Regions from separate parts of the Mus musculus genome. Here region 1 is linked to region 2. A link is a loop called in an ENCODE intact Hi-C map of the cell type or tissue named here. Cell type or tissue: left cerebral cortex. All regions are shown on one strand. Links, peaks and the distances in the headings refer to the core of each region. The heading gives the core; the rest is flanking DNA. Region 1 holds the start of Gm47715 (a long non-coding RNA gene). Region 2 holds the start of Gm36313 (a long non-coding RNA gene).

Evidence for each region. Hi-C counts contacts between places; a loop is a spot of excess contacts. Peaks named below come from ENCODE experiments on the same cell type or tissue, not always from the same donor. Only the 100,000 strongest peaks of a DNase experiment are listed, where the experiment ranks them.
Region 1: a loop joins it to region 2, with 4 times the contacts of the local background. A loop is called at or near these places in 4 of 42 quality-filtered maps.

Annotation. Positions count from the first base shown.
Region 1 is chr10:24,994,936-25,003,276 of GRCm38, forward strand. It overlaps Gm47715 (a long non-coding RNA gene), which reads left to right and starts at 5,092. Exons shown (of 5, transcript XR_001779744.1): 1 at 5,092-5,123. In left cerebral cortex, for the core only: no CTCF peak of the experiment used is centred there; DNase peaks (open chromatin) are centred at 2,666, 5,119, 5,251, 5,484 and 2 more places; H3K4me3 peaks cover 423 bases; H3K27ac peaks cover 2,616 bases.
Region 2 is chr10:25,147,746-25,156,086 of GRCm38, forward strand. It overlaps Gm36313 (a long non-coding RNA gene), which reads right to left and starts at 6,395. Exons shown (of 4, transcript XR_380207.3): 1 at 2,849-6,395; 2 at 1-92. In left cerebral cortex, for the core only: no CTCF peak of the experiment used is centred there; DNase peaks (open chromatin) are centred at 3,214 and 3,883; H3K27ac peaks cover 854 bases.

The DNA of each region.
Region 1 (8,341 bases), core at 223-8,222, 150 kb before region 2:
GATCAAGTTTATTCATTGTTGTATTGAATCACATCTGTGCTATTTTAATTTTTTTGATCATTTACTTAGCTGTGACTATGACCCATCTTGTGCTACACTGAGAATTGCAAATGAGTTAGTAGGGCTTGCTGAGTCTAAAATAATGATTATCTGATCCTTTATAGAAATGGTTTGCTAACATCTGTTTTAGAAGGACAGGTTTGAATGAATAGTGGAAACCAGGGTCAGAGGCAGGAAGTCCACCGAAAGCTAGCTCAAGTCTTCTGTGAGACTGTCAGGATACTATGATACTTCCTATACATAGGTGGAAATAAGACCTGTGGTCACATAGAGAAAATATGATGTATAAATCATGCCTTTGGCTTTGCTTACTACATCTGCTATCTACCATTCTTCCATGGGAAAATGCACTGTCCCATCCCTGAAACACGAAGCTATCAAAGTCTTCTGTGAAAAATGTCAGGAGTCTGAAGATGGCTAGGGCAATGGCAATGAGGAAGGGGCCGAAGCTTCAAAGATACCAAGGGATGGCTCAGAGACCAGCTATGTTAGCTAAGAATATAGAAAGGTAAGAATTCCAGTCATACTGGGCTTTAAGGTGGTAACTATAGTTTTAAGACAGTATACTCAAGAGAATGATGGACAGAACAGGCCCTCAATGGAAACTTGAAGAACACAGGCTAGACAAGAAGGGCTCTCATAAGGGATTAGGAAAGAGCTTCCAGCCAGGTGAGAGGATAGTCAAGGATCACTCTGGATGGAGGTGAAGACCTGAATTTGCCATTGGGTTTGTCAGGAAAGAGCAATTTCTCTGGAAAAAGCAAATGAACCTACACTAAACTCCAGTGGGGCGATGAATGATCAGTAGGAAAAGAAATAAGTAGGATATTGTGGCAGCTTCATCAAAATGTCCCCCATAGACTAATGTGTTTGAATACTTGGCTATAAAGAGTGGCACTATTAGATGTGGCCTTGTTGGAGGAAGTATGTTGCTGTGCCTGAATCTCAGAGGAGACGTTGAACTTTGGACTTTTTATCAGGGTTGAGATTGTTATAGACTACAGAGATTTTTGAAGTTGAACTGCATGCATTTCTGCATTATATTGTATCTGTAAGCCTATGGTGGCCAGGGAATGGAATGTGGTGGTTTGATAGAAGTAGCCCCCATAGACTCATGTGTTTGGATGCTTGGCCATGGGGAGTGGCACTGTTAGGAGGTCTTGCTTTCTTAGAGTAGATGTGTCCTTGTTGCAGGAAGTGTGTTACTGTGGAGGTGGGATTTGAGGTCCTATGCTCAAGCTATAACCCAGCATGGCACAATGTCTTTCTGCTTCCTGCAGATCAAAATGTAGAACTCTTGGTTCTTCCAGCACACCACCATGCTTTCTGCTAAGGTGATAATGGTCTCAACTTCTGAGACTGTAAGCCAGCTCCCATTAAGTGTTGTCCTTATAAGACTTGCCATAGCCACGGTGTCTCTCAACAGCAATGAAACTTAACCAAAACAGACATTGAGGTGGGCGTGGAGCAACCTGGCATCTACTGACTGATTTGTTGTTGTTTCATGTGTTATAATAAGGGATCTCTGCTAAGATGATGGTGAGAGGCAGCTAGGAAAGGGAGGTGCAGCTGGTGCTGGCCTGGAGAGTGGCTACTACAGAGGGACTCAAACTTGTGGTTTGAATGGCGGCCATTGTATATACAATAGAAAAGACAGATGAGAAGGAAGATCCAGAGTTTTGGGGCATATATAAGAAACTACCTGATGGCTCTGCAAGCCGTGTGATTTTCTCCTTTAGTGAAAAGGGGCTTAAGTAGAGAGTTGAGTCTAGCGTTTCTTCAGTAAGCCTTCATGGCAGCTCTGAAGCCATCGGAGACTAGCGATAGTAAATAGGATACAGGGAGTCTATTCTCCCACATCAGCGGAGATTCTAATATTTGGCTTAACCCAATTAGGAGTAAAAAAAGCAGTAAGTGTGACCTCAGCAAACTCGGCCCCTTATGGGTATGTCTTCATTCATTTCCAAGATTTCCTCCAATCTAAGACTGAAGTTCAAACAATCAGGTTGTAGTCTGAACCTAACTTGTGGCTAAGCTGTGTCTGTGGTGGTTTAAATGTGCATAGCCCAGGGAGTAGCACTATTAGGAGGTGTGGCCTTGTTTGGATAGGTGTGGCTTTGTTCGAAGAAGTGTGTCACTGTATGGGTGGGCAATATGATCCTCTTCATAGCTGCCTGGAAGTTAGTCTTCTCCTCGTTGTCTTTGGAACAAGATGTAGAACTCTTAGCACCTCCTGCACCATGACTGCCTGCATGTTGCCATGTTTTCTGCCATGATGATAATGGACTGAACCTCTGAAACTGTAAGCAGCCCTAATTCAATGTTTTCCTTTATAAGAGTTGGCTTGGTCATGATGTCTCTCCATAGCAATGGAAACCCTAACTCAGTGTCCAATGTAGGCGTGCTTAGATTTCTGGTTTGGTTGAGTCTGAGTAGCTCTGGAGGGCTGCCGAGGTAGAATCTAAGCATGCTTTTCTGACCAGCACTAGAGAATCATATCTATAGAAAGAGGCCGTTTTATCTTAAGGGACTGAAGAATCTACAAAGTGACATTTTTAGCCGTTCTAACAAAGGAAATATAGGATTGTATAGACAAAGATAGCAAGCTAAGAGAATCCCAAAGGGCAGATCAGCAGCACAGCATTTTCCTAGCATGCAGCGATCCCTGAGTAGGATCACGAGCACTGCAAAAAAATATATGTTCAAAGGAGGAAAGGGCATCCAAAAAGAGTGTCTTGCTACTTTGAGTTCCAAAGAAAGAAAATGCCACTTAACTACAAGGAACAAAGTATGGAGTAAAGGTCCTTTGATGAGCAGGAGTGAACTCCGGTGACTTACACCCTGGCATTGGTCCAGTTCCCAGAGAGCAGAGGAGATGCAGAACACAGCAGAGTGGATTTGGTGTCCAAGGAAGCTGGAGGCTGCACAATGCTGTGATTACACGGCATCCTCACAAAAGTCACAGTGCAGACCTCCCTTCAGGGTGCATTTAGAAACATCTTGACAGTGTGCTCCTTTGCCAGAGGGAAGCACTCTCTGGTGGCCTGAAATCACAGACTTGTCACCATTTCACTGACTGTCCAGTTTCTAATCTGTGCTTTGCTGACCCCATAAAGGTTTTCATAAGTGAAGTCATTTTGTTTTTATATTGCAAGCTGACTTTCTGTTTCCTCTCTTTAGAGATGGCAGCTGTGGGTCAAGAGCACTTTCCATTAAAAATAGGTTCTGAAAAACTAATGTGTACCATGGTGATAATAGTGTGTTGATGTACTAGAAGTTTGCACAAAGAATAGAGGCTATTTTAACATGTATACATACCGAAGGTAACTAAGAAGGAGATAGATTTATGTTAGCTAACTTGGTTGTGAGATATATAGATGATATAGTAGTAGATAGATATAGATAGGTGATTTGATGATAGATATATTAGGTAGAAAGGTAGAAGATAGACAGATTAGATCAATTAGATAAATACATAGATAGATAGATCCAAATATTACACTGCCTATTTTAAATACATAGGATTACCTTTAAAATTATTCTTTGGTGTGTGTGTGTGTGTGTGTGTGTGTGTGTGTGTGTGTGTGTGTGTATGAAATTCAAGATTTTATTTTGGACGTTTCAGACTCCGTTGGGCAAACTTTCTGTCTGCAGTTGGTTGAATATGCAGACCAACCAGTGGAACCTGCAGTCACAGAGAGCTTTGTAGCTTGAGTCCAGAACAATGGAGTGTGGAAATCAGAGCTCCACATAAGAAGCCTAGATTTGAAGGCAGGGATAAGCTCTGGGTTGTGGCTCATGTCTATGGTCCCAGCACTCGGAGAGATGAGTCAGAAGAGCTGCTGAGAGTTCTAGGGCAGCCTGCTCTGGATCCTGAGTTTGAGAAACAAATGAACTGTAAGTAAGTTGGGGCTGAAAGAAGTTATTACAGACAGGTCTGGGTGGGGAACGGAGTTTAGCATCTTAGAAACCACAAGAGGAAAGAGGGGGTCAGGCACACCAGTGGGCTTCCTACTGCCTCCTCTTTGGTTCTATCTAGGCCTCTCCCATTTTTGGAGGCATTGCCCATTGTCTTAGTCAGGGTTTCTATTCCTGCACAAACATCATGACCAAGAAGCAAGTTGGGGAGGAAAGGGTTTATTCGGCTTACACTTCCATACTGCTGTTCATCACCAAGGAAGTCAGGACTGGAACTCAAGCAGGTCAGAAAGCAGGAGCCGATGCAGAGGCCATGGAGGGATGTTCTTTACATCTTATGTTTAAACCCTGTACTATATAAAGCTGGCTTGCCTCCCTTGGCTTGCTCAGCCTGCTCTCTTATAGAACCCAAGACTACCAGCCCAGAGATGGTCCCACCCACAAGGGGCCTTTCCCCCTTGATCACTAATTGAGAAAATGCCTTACAGTTGGATCTCATGGAGGCATTTCCTCAACTGAAGCTCCTTTCTCTGTGATAACTCCAGCTGTGTCAAGTTGACACAAAACTAGCCAGTACACCCATATACAGGGTAGCTCTTTTTCCTCAGTTGCCATCCTACATGCCAATCATCTCTGGAAAGGCCTACATAGATATAACAAGTGATTTACTGATTTCTTAGGTATTGCTTAGCCAATTAAGTTAACAATCAACATAAACTACCACATTCTGTATATTAATCTATTGAAAAATATAAAACATATATTAAGAAAAATATGTTCAAGATGAAAAATTGAAAAAAAGATTTCTTCCTAAATTATTTTTCTAGTTTGATGTAGCCCATTTGCCATAGGAAGGTTTTGTTTTGTTTATTTTGTTTTAATGATTAGATGATTCTAAGTTCCATCTCATTGAGAGAGGTTAGCCTTATGTTTAAACCCTGTACTATATAAAGCTGGAACACTACTGAAAATCCGTCAAAGGCTTTTTATTCTATTCGGATAAAAACATTTGAAGCAAAGGCCTATCTGAGTTATTTTTATGTGGCCGAATGTAAATCCTACCCAGAATCTTATCCACAGCAAAGCAATCTGGGAAATGTAGTTTTAGTTCTTCAAGCCATCTGGAATGAAAAGAAGACAAAGAGGTAAGTAAAAGAGACTTCATTGTACTTTGAATTATTAGACCCATCTCTTTGGGCCACGAGTCACTGTGAAAACAATATCTTTAAGAGAAACAATAACAAGAAAGCTTGAGTTACAAGAAGACGACATTGGTAGTGAGACTGAGTCAGCACCAGGCCGTATAATAAGTAGATGTGAAAATGTTTCTTAAAGACAGTAGTCTAGCCAAATGGGAGTTCTGGCTTCAAATTCTGAAAAGTCTGTCTGACAGGAAAATGAGCAGATTGACGCTGCTGCAGCAGAGGACAGGGCTAAGCCACGGCGCAGGCTAGGAATGGAAAGAGAGTCTGGAGCCGCTGTTCAATACACCGGGAGGGAGAGCAGCCCTCCTTGGGTGTGGTTCCCGCAACCACGAAGATAGCTAAGGGAGGAGGAAGGGGTGGACTGAACGGCTTCTGAGGCCTTGAGATGCTTAAGCCAAACCAAACTCTCTTAGCCACATTCCTTCCAAATTCTTGCTAAAATGTCTGATGGTGCAAATGTTAACTCTTGGCTTCTTTAAGATAATGCGGGTTACTTCTGCTCTTAGACCACAGCAAAGCTGCCTGTGCCTCTAAAGCTGTAGCCAATGTGCAGTGCGAACCTGGTAACAGAACAGTCCTAGTCCTCCCACCCCCTCCCCGCCGTGTGTGTGTGTGTGTGTGTGTGTGTGTGTGTGTGTGTGTGTGTGTATGTGTGTGTGATTTCTCACCATCTAGTCACCCTGCATTGAGTCAACCCTTCACACCTTGTGAGCAGTGCATTTTCAATAATACTCATTTGGGATCACTCCCGTCCCTTCCTGGTAGGAGGCTGATATTATTTTCCACACCTTAAAATCAAACACAAACTCAGACACTTGAAGAAATTTTCACAAGGTCACTGAAAATTAGATGGAGACGCAGGGCGCTAACAGGATGCTTAATTTGCAGAGTCACACAGCGCCCCACACAGCGCCCCCAGGCTCCACAGGGGGGCTGCCTGACAGGCCCAGGAAAATGCAGTGGTGGCTTCAGCCCTACTTTTCAGTTCCTGCTTTTGAATGAGCAAAACAATCACCATGTTTTTATAATTTTTAAAAAGGAAGAAAGAAACAGAACGAGAACCATTGACAAAGCCACAGGAAGGCTTCGAGGTGCACCGCCTGGGCTCCATCTTACTCTTTGTCTGTTTTATCCAATTCTAGATCATAACACGTCACTAAGAAGAGGTTTTTGATGTTGTTTATTTTGTTTTGCTTTTTGTTTTTTAATAAATCCACATAGAAAAGGTCTATTAGTGGGCTGCCTTGTTAAATCTTTCTCTGTGTTGTTTTAGCCACAATGAGAAAAAGGCTGGGTGAGTGTGGCGCCCTGTGTGCTGCCGCCTTCGGTTTCTCTAAGCCTGCTTCCATCTGTCCATTTGTGAATTATTCAACCAACGCGGAGCAGCGCTGTTTGGGGGTGGATCTTTATAAAGGGTGAGATTGAAATGAGCTCTCAAACCCACTCCTAGATCCTCAGTTCCCTGATATACCTCAAAAAGAGGAAACCTCATTGCCAAGTACAACACAGGCAAATGTGGCTAAGGGCGGATTTTCATCGCCAGCTCTGTAGGAATTCTACATTTTTCTGAGAATATTTAAGTTGATTTTAAAGGGGAAATGGAACTCAAAAAACGCCATTAAGCTCTTAATTCTCATATATTTTTCCTGAAATAATTTCCTTGAAGGCTCGGTCCTAGTATAGCTTGAAATCTTGTGGTCATGCTTGAAGCCCTGGGGAGAGGCAGTGGCCGATTGGGGAGCAGGAGAGGAGAAGCCAGGCACCCATTCCCACAACCTTAAGAGCCACTGCTGCCATCCCTAAACTTTTCCTCCTGATACAAAATGTCCTTTGAAATATTTTGGCAAGTAAAAGTGAAACTCTTGGGCCTGGTGGTGCAGACGTAGAGTGCTCATGTAGAGCACAGAAGAACCTGTCACCCAGCACACAGAAACCTATGCCTGATCCTGGGACTTTGAAGGCACATTCATACCAACACCCCGCCTACACACAAATAATTTTTTTTTCTGAAATAAGCCCAATCTTATAAATCAGATTAGTATATGCCTTAAGAGTTACCCATACGATTTAGAAAATAAACCAGGACTACAGAGATAACGAAAGCAGTTTTATTGAGATGTTAAATGTTTAGAGCTGTCTGTCATTTATTGCTGGTTCTTTTTCCTCCAGTTTGTCTGGTTTGTATGAAAAGTGGAATAATGAGAATTTGTCCTTCCCACACAGTTCAACCTTGGTTGATAATATCAGTCTTAGAGACTCATGGCTTCCTTTTCCCAAGGCATCTCTCTTATTTAGGACAGGAGCTAAGGAACAGTGTCTGGGGGTGGGAGTAAGGTCAGAGTTGCCTGACCTGAGATTGAAGTCTGATCAGCGAATTGATGGTGGCTTGTGGGCAGAATAGTGGCCATGCTTTCTGGCAGGTGGGGATGGGTGGGAGGGGGTTATTTGTGTGTATGCGAGGGGGGGTGTTGGTGTGAATGTGCCTTCGTAGTACTGGGATCAAACAAAAGTTCTGTGTGTGCTGGGTGACACAGGTTCTTGTGTGTTCTACATGAGCACCCTACCGCCAGGCCCAAAATTTTCACTTTTACTTGCCAAATATTTCCAAGGACATTTTGGATCAGGAAGAAAAGTTGCCTCAGTGTTGTGAGTGTAGGCTAGACCCTAGAAAGAACACCTTGAGTTGGTAAGACCTACATGCACCTTGTTGATACACCAGCTAGAAACACCTGCCCTTCTTGTGCAACCACTACCATTGACAGCAACCACAATGACCAAATGCTAAGGAGCTATTCACATAAGATTCCTGGTATATTTGGATAAGCCAAGAGAACTGGCATGGGGGGGAGGGGGAGGGATTGATGCAGAACACAGGATTTGCCACAGTCACAGCAAGGTGGATTATAAATAGGAAAAGAACAGTTTTCACATGCACACAGGTGTGTGTACACTGCTGTGTTATCAGGAGACTGAAGATCTAAGTTCCAGTTCTAAAACTGATTCAGTGATTTGGAATTAAGTAAATGATGGCGAATAATATTAAGGATGGGTTTCCGATGCTTCTTAAAGTTAAACCTTTATATATTTATAAGAAACATGCTTCGCTGGTCGTTAGAGAAGGAAGAGTGCAGGATATTTTTTCCTCTTTGTACCGAATG
Region 2 (8,341 bases), core at 35-8,034:
TCATAGTTCATCATGCTTTGAGGCCCATCCTTCTAGACTGTAAACCTTCCCAAAAGCTAAGACCATGTCCATCTCCACTTCCAAGGTCATATCTGAAATAGCATCGTATACATGGTAGGCATTTAATAAAGGGATAAAGAAACAAAGGCATGAATAAGGGAAAGGGGGATAAGCGAATCTAGTTTGAGAAAAGTCTTAAATGGTCCTAACTAAATCAAAAGGCATATCTTCAGATTACTTGCCTTCTCTATTTCTCAATTTTATGTGCTGCCTTCCTCAAGGCATATATAATTTATATTTAAGTGTGTAAGCTTGTGTTTGGCATTTGATATTATCTCCAAAATGCAAAGCTTCTAAAACTTCTAGAATATGTTCAGTAAGAATAATCTTTTTGTTTCTCAATCTTGTCAAGGGAAAGTAGAGTCAAAATTATTTATAATTTGATGTGTGCTGATCCAGAAGAAAGCCATCCAGGTGAGCACATGACATTGTCATTGTTTCTAATATTTCCTTCCTAGAACAGGGTCTGCCAGGCCAGACTAGCAGGGGACATTATATGAAAAACCAAAATTTAAAAACCTGTAAGAATCCTGCATGAATCTTCCTAAAATACAGATGAGGTAAATAAAGTTTGGGTTCTGTACTTCTAATAGGTGTCCCAGGGATTCCTCTGGGCCATGGGCAACCATCTGGAAAGTGAGAGCCCAGAGAACAAAACCAATATTATAAACTCCCTTGCTAAGAGCTGTAACTGAAGCACTGGGTTACCACAGGTGTGACCATGATCCACCTTTTTTTGGATACATTTTATAAAAAGGAAGAATAAATGTAAGTTTGATCATAGCTCCAAATGACCTGAAACAGCTCACATGGACACTTGCTACCAGGTCACTCATCTTTTGGGGGGTCTTCAATGGTTTCTACTGAAGCCAGAAAAATCTTACAATATTTGATTTTAAAAGATCATCACCTTTTGTATCAATGACAATATTCCAACTAGATAAAAATGCTTCCAAATACCAAATTGAATGAGAGAGAATAAGTGAAAATGCCATGTTGTGCATGTAACTTAAGCTCATAGGATGGAAGGCTGGGCATCTCTAGGGCAGTTATCTCCTGCCTAAAGAGAAAGCAAACTGCCTACAAGGATGCACTGAACCCATAGGTCAATTTGGGGAAAACTGATATCTACAAAACATTGACCCTTCTATCTCATAAACTTGATTTTGCTCTCAATTTGGTTAGGACTTCTTTCATGTCTTTCAGTAATGCTTTATAATGTTCACCCTGCAACTCAAGTATATGTGATATATTTTCTAAATTGTCCATGTTTGGGGATGCTATTTCAAACAGTTTTTAATATTTTGATCCAATTCTCATTGATAAAACACTAAAGAGACAATTCATTTTATACCCTGACCTTTTGTCCTATGACCTTGCTAAGTTCTCACTGATCCTGTAAGCTATAAGAAGTCTATAGGAACTTCCATCTATACAATCACATCATCTGTGAACAAAATCCACTTGGACTGCCTTTTTCTCAACATTCCTTTTGGTTTATGGTTTTGCCATTGCACAGGCTCCATCTCACCATCTAATGCTGAGCAGACAGCATCTTCTTCACTTGTCTCATTTTCCTTTCATTTATTTAGCTTTTTCCCCATGACTTCTCCTTCTCTGCCTCCTTCCTTTATTTCATTCATTGACTCTCTCCACACTTGCCCTTAATAATATCACATTTTATAGTAGTTTTTCTACCTTAGGTTTATTATCGTTAGTGAAAATTTATGGGTATTTATCAGTTTTAAGTGGATTTCTATGCCTTGCAACATTGGACGCTATTGCTGTTGCAGCAATTTGTTGTTCCCTCTCTGGGTGGCACTGAAGACTGAACTCCCAAGAGTAGGTTGATAGTTAAGATCCTCAAATAAAATCAGATAAATACCCAATGAGATGTAAACATTTCAGCATAGAAACCCAAGACACCTGGAAAGGCAGCATTATTCCACCATGGGATCATAATTCTTCAATTCAAACTGAAGATAATGAAATGATAACATACAGGATGAAGACTTCAATTTGCTGGTAAAAATTATCTCCATCCTCAGAGAACATAAACAATCAGAGGAAATTAATGGAAGACATGGAGAGGAAAGCCTGCTATAGCCCAGAAAGAGTCAACAAAGTCAATGAGAAAATCAACCACATGGATAAAAAGGTTACCAACATGAAAGACAAATTCAACAATTTAACTGAGGTTTTAAAACACTAAAAGAAACAGAATTTATTCATTGGGAAGATAGCAGACAAGTCCCCAAATGCACAGAATGAAAAAGGCATCTAGACACGAGAGTCTTTTATAACCACAGTCAACATGAGCAGAAACAAATCATTCTATCCATACCATACTATAGTCAAAAATGTCAGACGTGCAAAGCAAACAGGCAGTATTAACATCTAAGAACATATCAACTTGCCTGCAAGAGCAAACCCTGCAGAATAACAACATCCGATTTCTCATCAGCAAAAAAACAAAAACAAAAAACCAAGCTTAGACAATAGCTGCCTGGGCCAGGCTTGAACTCACTCTGTCACTTAGGAAGAACTTAAACATGTTGCCCTTCCTCAGTTGCCCAAACAGTGGAGAGTACAGGCTGACATCACCAAACCCCAGTGGCTAGAAAAGCGACATTGAGTCCACATGCAGTGTGTTTGGACATACAGATGATAATGTGTGCTTGTTGCTGAGGTGGGACCAACATGACCCGCTTATGTGACAAACAACCACAGAAATGCAACACAACCCAAAGGGAAAGCATTATATTTTGTAGATTGCATGTTTTTCTACCTTTGTCATGGAGCTCACTCTAGCATTTCCAGAGGAGAAGGGCAGACTCATGGTAGTCACAGGCCCTCAGAAGTAGATGGTTATGAAGTTCTCTAGCAGAGAAAAAAGAAGGGGGGTGGGAGGTGGGGTGAGGGTGGAGATGAGAATAAGCCGAATCCTGACCTTGTGTATTTAGGAGATATAAGCTGACAAATGTCTACCTTATTTTTACAGCAGACTATAGTCCCAAACCTTTGTTCAAAAAGCTATGTGCATTTGATTTTTGGTACCATAAACATGAGAAAACTGCAATTCATGCATATTTATTCACACATCTGCTGAGCTTTTTGTGGACAGAGGCCGCTAAGACACTCCAGAAAAAAAAAACAGGAGCGGTACTAGCATTAGGAGAATATATTCAATGTGTCATAAGAGCATGGAGAACAGTTACCTCCTATTGCTATAGTGGCTGTCAAATCTATGCCATTCAAAATATATCTTTCATTCTAACATTATCTGCTTCAAAAGGGGGTTACTCAGAGTAGAGTTAAATTTATTTGCCCACTGAGGCTCAGACTAGTTCTTCAGAATTGGTACCGTGTTAGCTGAAAAGGCCAAACAGGAAAGGGTTTTGCACCACTGCAGCACAGCAGTGGTGATGTGCAGAATTCCATGCTCCGACCAGTCAGTCATTCCACAGCTCTTCTGGACTATGAGTTTTTCATACTTCCAGACATGCAGCTTTAAATCACAAAGAGAGAACTGGTCGACCTCAAAGGAAATGGAACAGAAAATTAAAACTGAAAGCAAAACCATTTGTAATTCTGGTATACTTTAAAGAAAACAGCAGGAAGCACAGAATTGAGCCCACTGGCAAACTTGATCCACTCAAATAGTCTGATATTAGTCCTTTGAATAAAGCAAGCAGGTTTTCACACAGCTATTATCTGGGCTGAGTGGCCCATCTTCCTCATCCCACAACACATCTGCTGCTTCATGGAAGCACACCAGTGAAAATCACCAACAGTAGACCAATTTGCAAATTGCTCCCTAGCTATCTCATCTAAAATTGCAAGCAGCCATCCCCTACACTAGGACGTACATGTGCGTGTGGGCGTGTGCGTGTGGGCGTGTGTGTGTGTGTGTGTGTGTGTGTGTGTGTGTGTGTGTGTATGTGTGTGTGTGTGTAAGAGTAAGACAGAGCTGGAAATAGAGATTGCTCTTTATTTACTCTGCAACTATTGATCCATCTGTCCAAAATGCTTACCTCGATAGACATTCCAAAGCACACCACTACTCCCTTTCCTAAAAACTGGTGTTCAGTATATGAAAAAGCAGAACTCAGCAGCAAAGAGAATGTATTGGTTAAATGGGAGGTAGGAGTAATCCCTTGGGCACTTCGAAGGGAGCCATGTCACATGCTTCTGCTCCAGTTTCCTTCAACCCCTTCTTCCTTCTTCGCTCTCCTTCCTCTCTTCTTCCTCCTTCTCCCTCAAACTTTTCAGCTCCACCCTCTCTTCCACTGCCCAATCACTGGCTCTAGCCTTTATTTTTTACAAGTTAAAATGGGCAGAAGGTTCACATGAAGTCACCTGAGTACAGGGTTCACTCCTTAGTGCCAGGAAGCCCCTCTTAGGGAAGTGGAATTAGCCTCAAAATGCAAACAGCACCAGGGCAATCCACAAGAAGAATACACATTGCTTTTGTCACCTGTAGGGAAAAGGTAACATTTTGGTGGTGCCTTTTGACATTCTGGGCTTTTCTGACTTATTCCTTTAGGCTTATTTTCTTAAAAAAATAAAATAAAATAAAATCATAAGTATTCCTTTTATGTGTTAGAACAAGTGAAAGAACTCAAGTTTCATAAGCTGATGTGGAGCATCCCACATCCAGTCTCCATTAGTACTACTGTTGGCACCGTCATGTCAGCATCATTAGCATGTTAGTGCAGCCTTATTTCTGGCATCAGTACAGTGGTGTTACTTCTGGGTCTGCTAGGCTCTCCAATGCCTCATATCTAAGAAATAGAGCTCAGATCATGTGCTTCCAGGTCAGGTAAGCTTTCAATACCACATACATAAAACCTAGAGCTCAAACGGAAGTAATCTGCCCTTGCCTTGACCTTTCAATGTTTCCATCTCCCTGGCTTCCTTCGGCTTCTTTTCTCCATGTTTGGGGGCCACTGTTTTTAAATTTATAACTGAAAGGATAATAAAAAGTCAGACATTTTTGTTTTCTTTTACCAAAAGGTAAAACTTACCATATATATATTCTCCTCTTTTTCCCCCCTTCACTTTTTTCCTCTTCAAAAGGAATGGTTTCTCAGCATGCAGGGAGTTCAATTCTCAACCTGACAGAGGAGGAGGAGGGAGAATACAGGAGAGGGGAGGAGTTAAAAGAAGCATCATTATTTCATTACTTCCGTGGTTTTGAGAGGTGCTTTGTGCAGGAAACTGCAAGATATCCCAAGGTCAAGTTCTCAGCACAAGGAGATTTATTTGTTCCAGAAGGACAAAGGGCCAGAAATAAGATACAAAAACAGGAGACAGAATGAGGGGAAATAGGAAGAGAAGGGAAAGGGGGCAAAGGACAGCCTCCAGAGAGAGAGGTGGCAGACAATTTATAAAGGTAAAAGCAGAAACTCCACGTTAGGATCAGGTGTTTAATTTTAATTGGTCATGTTAATTAGAGGAGTCAAAGGGGGGGCTTTTAATTGCCAAACTCAAGTATTGGCACACTTTGATAGTTGAACCTTGAAAAGAGGAAGTGGCTGTACTGGCTAGTTTTGTGTCAACTTGACACAGCTGGAGTTATCACAGAGAAAGGAGCTTCAGTTGAGGAAATGCCTTCATGAGATCCAGCTCTAAGGCATTTTCTCAATTAGTGATCAAGGAGGAAAGGCCCCTTGTGGGTGGGACCATCTCTGGGCTGGTAGTCTTGGTTCTATAAGACAGCAGGCTGAGCAAGCCAGGTGAAGCAAGCCAGTAAAGAACATCCCTCCATGGCCTCTGCATCAGCTCCTGCTTCCTGACCTGCTTGAGTTCCAGTCCTGACTTCCTTGGTGATGAACAGCAGTATGGAAGTGTAAGCTGAATAAACCCTTTCCTCCCCAACTTGCTTCTTGGTCATGATGTTTGTGCAGGAATAGAAACCCTGACTAAGACAGTGGCCAAACAAGGGGATAGACCTTGGTAATCAGCTCAAGGAATGTAATCTAAGAGTTTTTAGCAAGGCAGAGGGAATAGGAGAGAAGGGCAAGGCCAGCCAGAGCCATGTTTGACATGTGCAGGCTAACTAGAGCCCCTGAGTCTGTCGCATTAGTATATATCAATGAAGTCATGTTGTCAAAGTATCTGAGGTGGACTAGCATTACTATCCCCACCCACACCACCACTGCTCTCTTTAGCTTCTTTCTTTCTTTCTTTCTTTCTTTCTTTCTTTCTTTCTTTCTTTCTTCCTTCCTTCCTTCCTTCCTTTCTTTCTTTCTTTCTTTCTTTCTTTTTTTCCTTTCTTTTGCCGTTTGCAATTTTTTATGAATTAATTAATATCTAGCTATATATATATATATACATACATATATATATATATTGAGCGGGTAAACCAAACAGCAGACCAGGCCAAGGTGGTTCCACGTGAGAGAGGTTTATTGTGCAGAAGTAGAGAGGCGGCGAAGCGGGTAGAAGGGCAGAGAAGAGGGAAAAGAGAGAAAGAGGGGAGAGAGGAGAAAGAGAGAAAGAGAGAGAGAGAGGAGGGGGTGATCTCCTAATTTACACAGAAAATTACGTTACACCAGTGAGGGTGGGAAGTGAGCCAAGTGGATTGTGGAATTGAGGGCCGTTGGCCTGGCAACGCAGGTCAAGGGTCACATAGTTAGGTCAGGGCTAGGAGTGTCCTGGTACTAATGACACCTAGGGTGCTGTTTTATTTTTGATGCACAGCTGCCATGCATTATCTTTAAATGCAGAGTCCCTAGAAGAGAGAAATGACTTCCTTCTTTAATTACTGTGGATGCAGACATCTGTAGGCTTTCCATGTTCTACAAAGAAAAACAAAACAAAACAAACAAACAAACAAAAGAATCCTGGGTCAAACATTTTTCCATGTTTCTTCCTGATGGCAAATCCTCATGATAAATGGTAGGGAGAGCGACTATTCCCTGGTTTCTTCAGCCACCCTCCACTTACTGTCGCTGGCTCTCTGCCAGGTTTGTGCTTCCCAACCCTGGAGAACAGTTGAGTCCCTGCCTCCTCCTAGCTGTCCTCAATTCCCTGCTGTCTTGTCCCTTGCTGTTGTGACTCCATGTATCCTTTATCCAAGACTGAGTTCTCCTGAAGTCTTCTTACCCCTATTTTCACTTTCCTGGTTCCTGATATGATAAAATCTCTGGGTCTGAGACTTCCTCTGGAGGCTTGAATTCCCAGCATGCACCTGTGGCAAGTGAACCTCAGCCATCCTCCAGATTCTCAGTCCCACTTTAGAAAGGAATTACGTTCGATGATTGGGAGAGGGTAATCCTTCTGGAATGTTCTTTGCATATAAATGCATCAGTCACCTTTTGGAAATCTCATTCATAAGTATAAACATTTTATTCATATTGTCCTCTACAGCATATCTTGCTTAACATATTTTCTCTGCTTTGTATTTTAAAATAATTGTGTCTACCTTATTCCTCTGTTACTGCTATTGTTGTTTTAATTTTTAGACTTATTTATTAATTGAAGCTGTATGACTGTTTTGCCTGTATGCATATATGTGCATCATGTATAGGTGCCCTAAGAGGTCAGAAGGGGTCATCAGAACCCCTAGAATTGGAATTAATGGGTGGTTGTGAGCCACCATGAACACACAGATCCTTTGCAAAAGCAACAAGTGATCTAAACAGCTGAGCCATCTCTCCAGACCCTTGGTTTTGATTTATAAGATGGGGTCACATGTAATCCAGGGTAACCTCAAGCTATCCATGTAGCTGAAGATGACCTTGAACTCGTGGATTCCTTGCCTTCATCTGCCAAGTGCTAGAATGCCTGATCATTTTATTCTTATTTGAGTTATAACTGATGTTATACTTGTAATGAAACATTTGGGTTTTGGTGGTGTTACCTTCATAAACTATGATGTAGTGAACACCTTTGTACTTATAATTTTGTAGAATCACACAAATATAATTGTCGATAACAGTGAAGTGGAGCTAATTTCAGGGCTAACATTACCAGTGTATTCATCACCAGAGATTTCACCAAACTGTGCTACCAAAGTGTGGCCTCAAGTTAGATCCCTGCCTAAAGGATTTGAGTGCTCTGGCTTCTCACATCTTTCTACACCCTTAACTCTCAGATCTTCCCCAACGGGTCTTATAAATCACTTCATTGTTGTTTCTACCTGTTTTATTTCCTAGCATCAGTATCCCATGGTCAACCCTGACTTCACTTAATAACAACTTACTCTCAAGGTGTCAGCTACCCACAGTAACTCACACATTTGAAAACAGTAAATGGGAAGATGACTCATGAATGA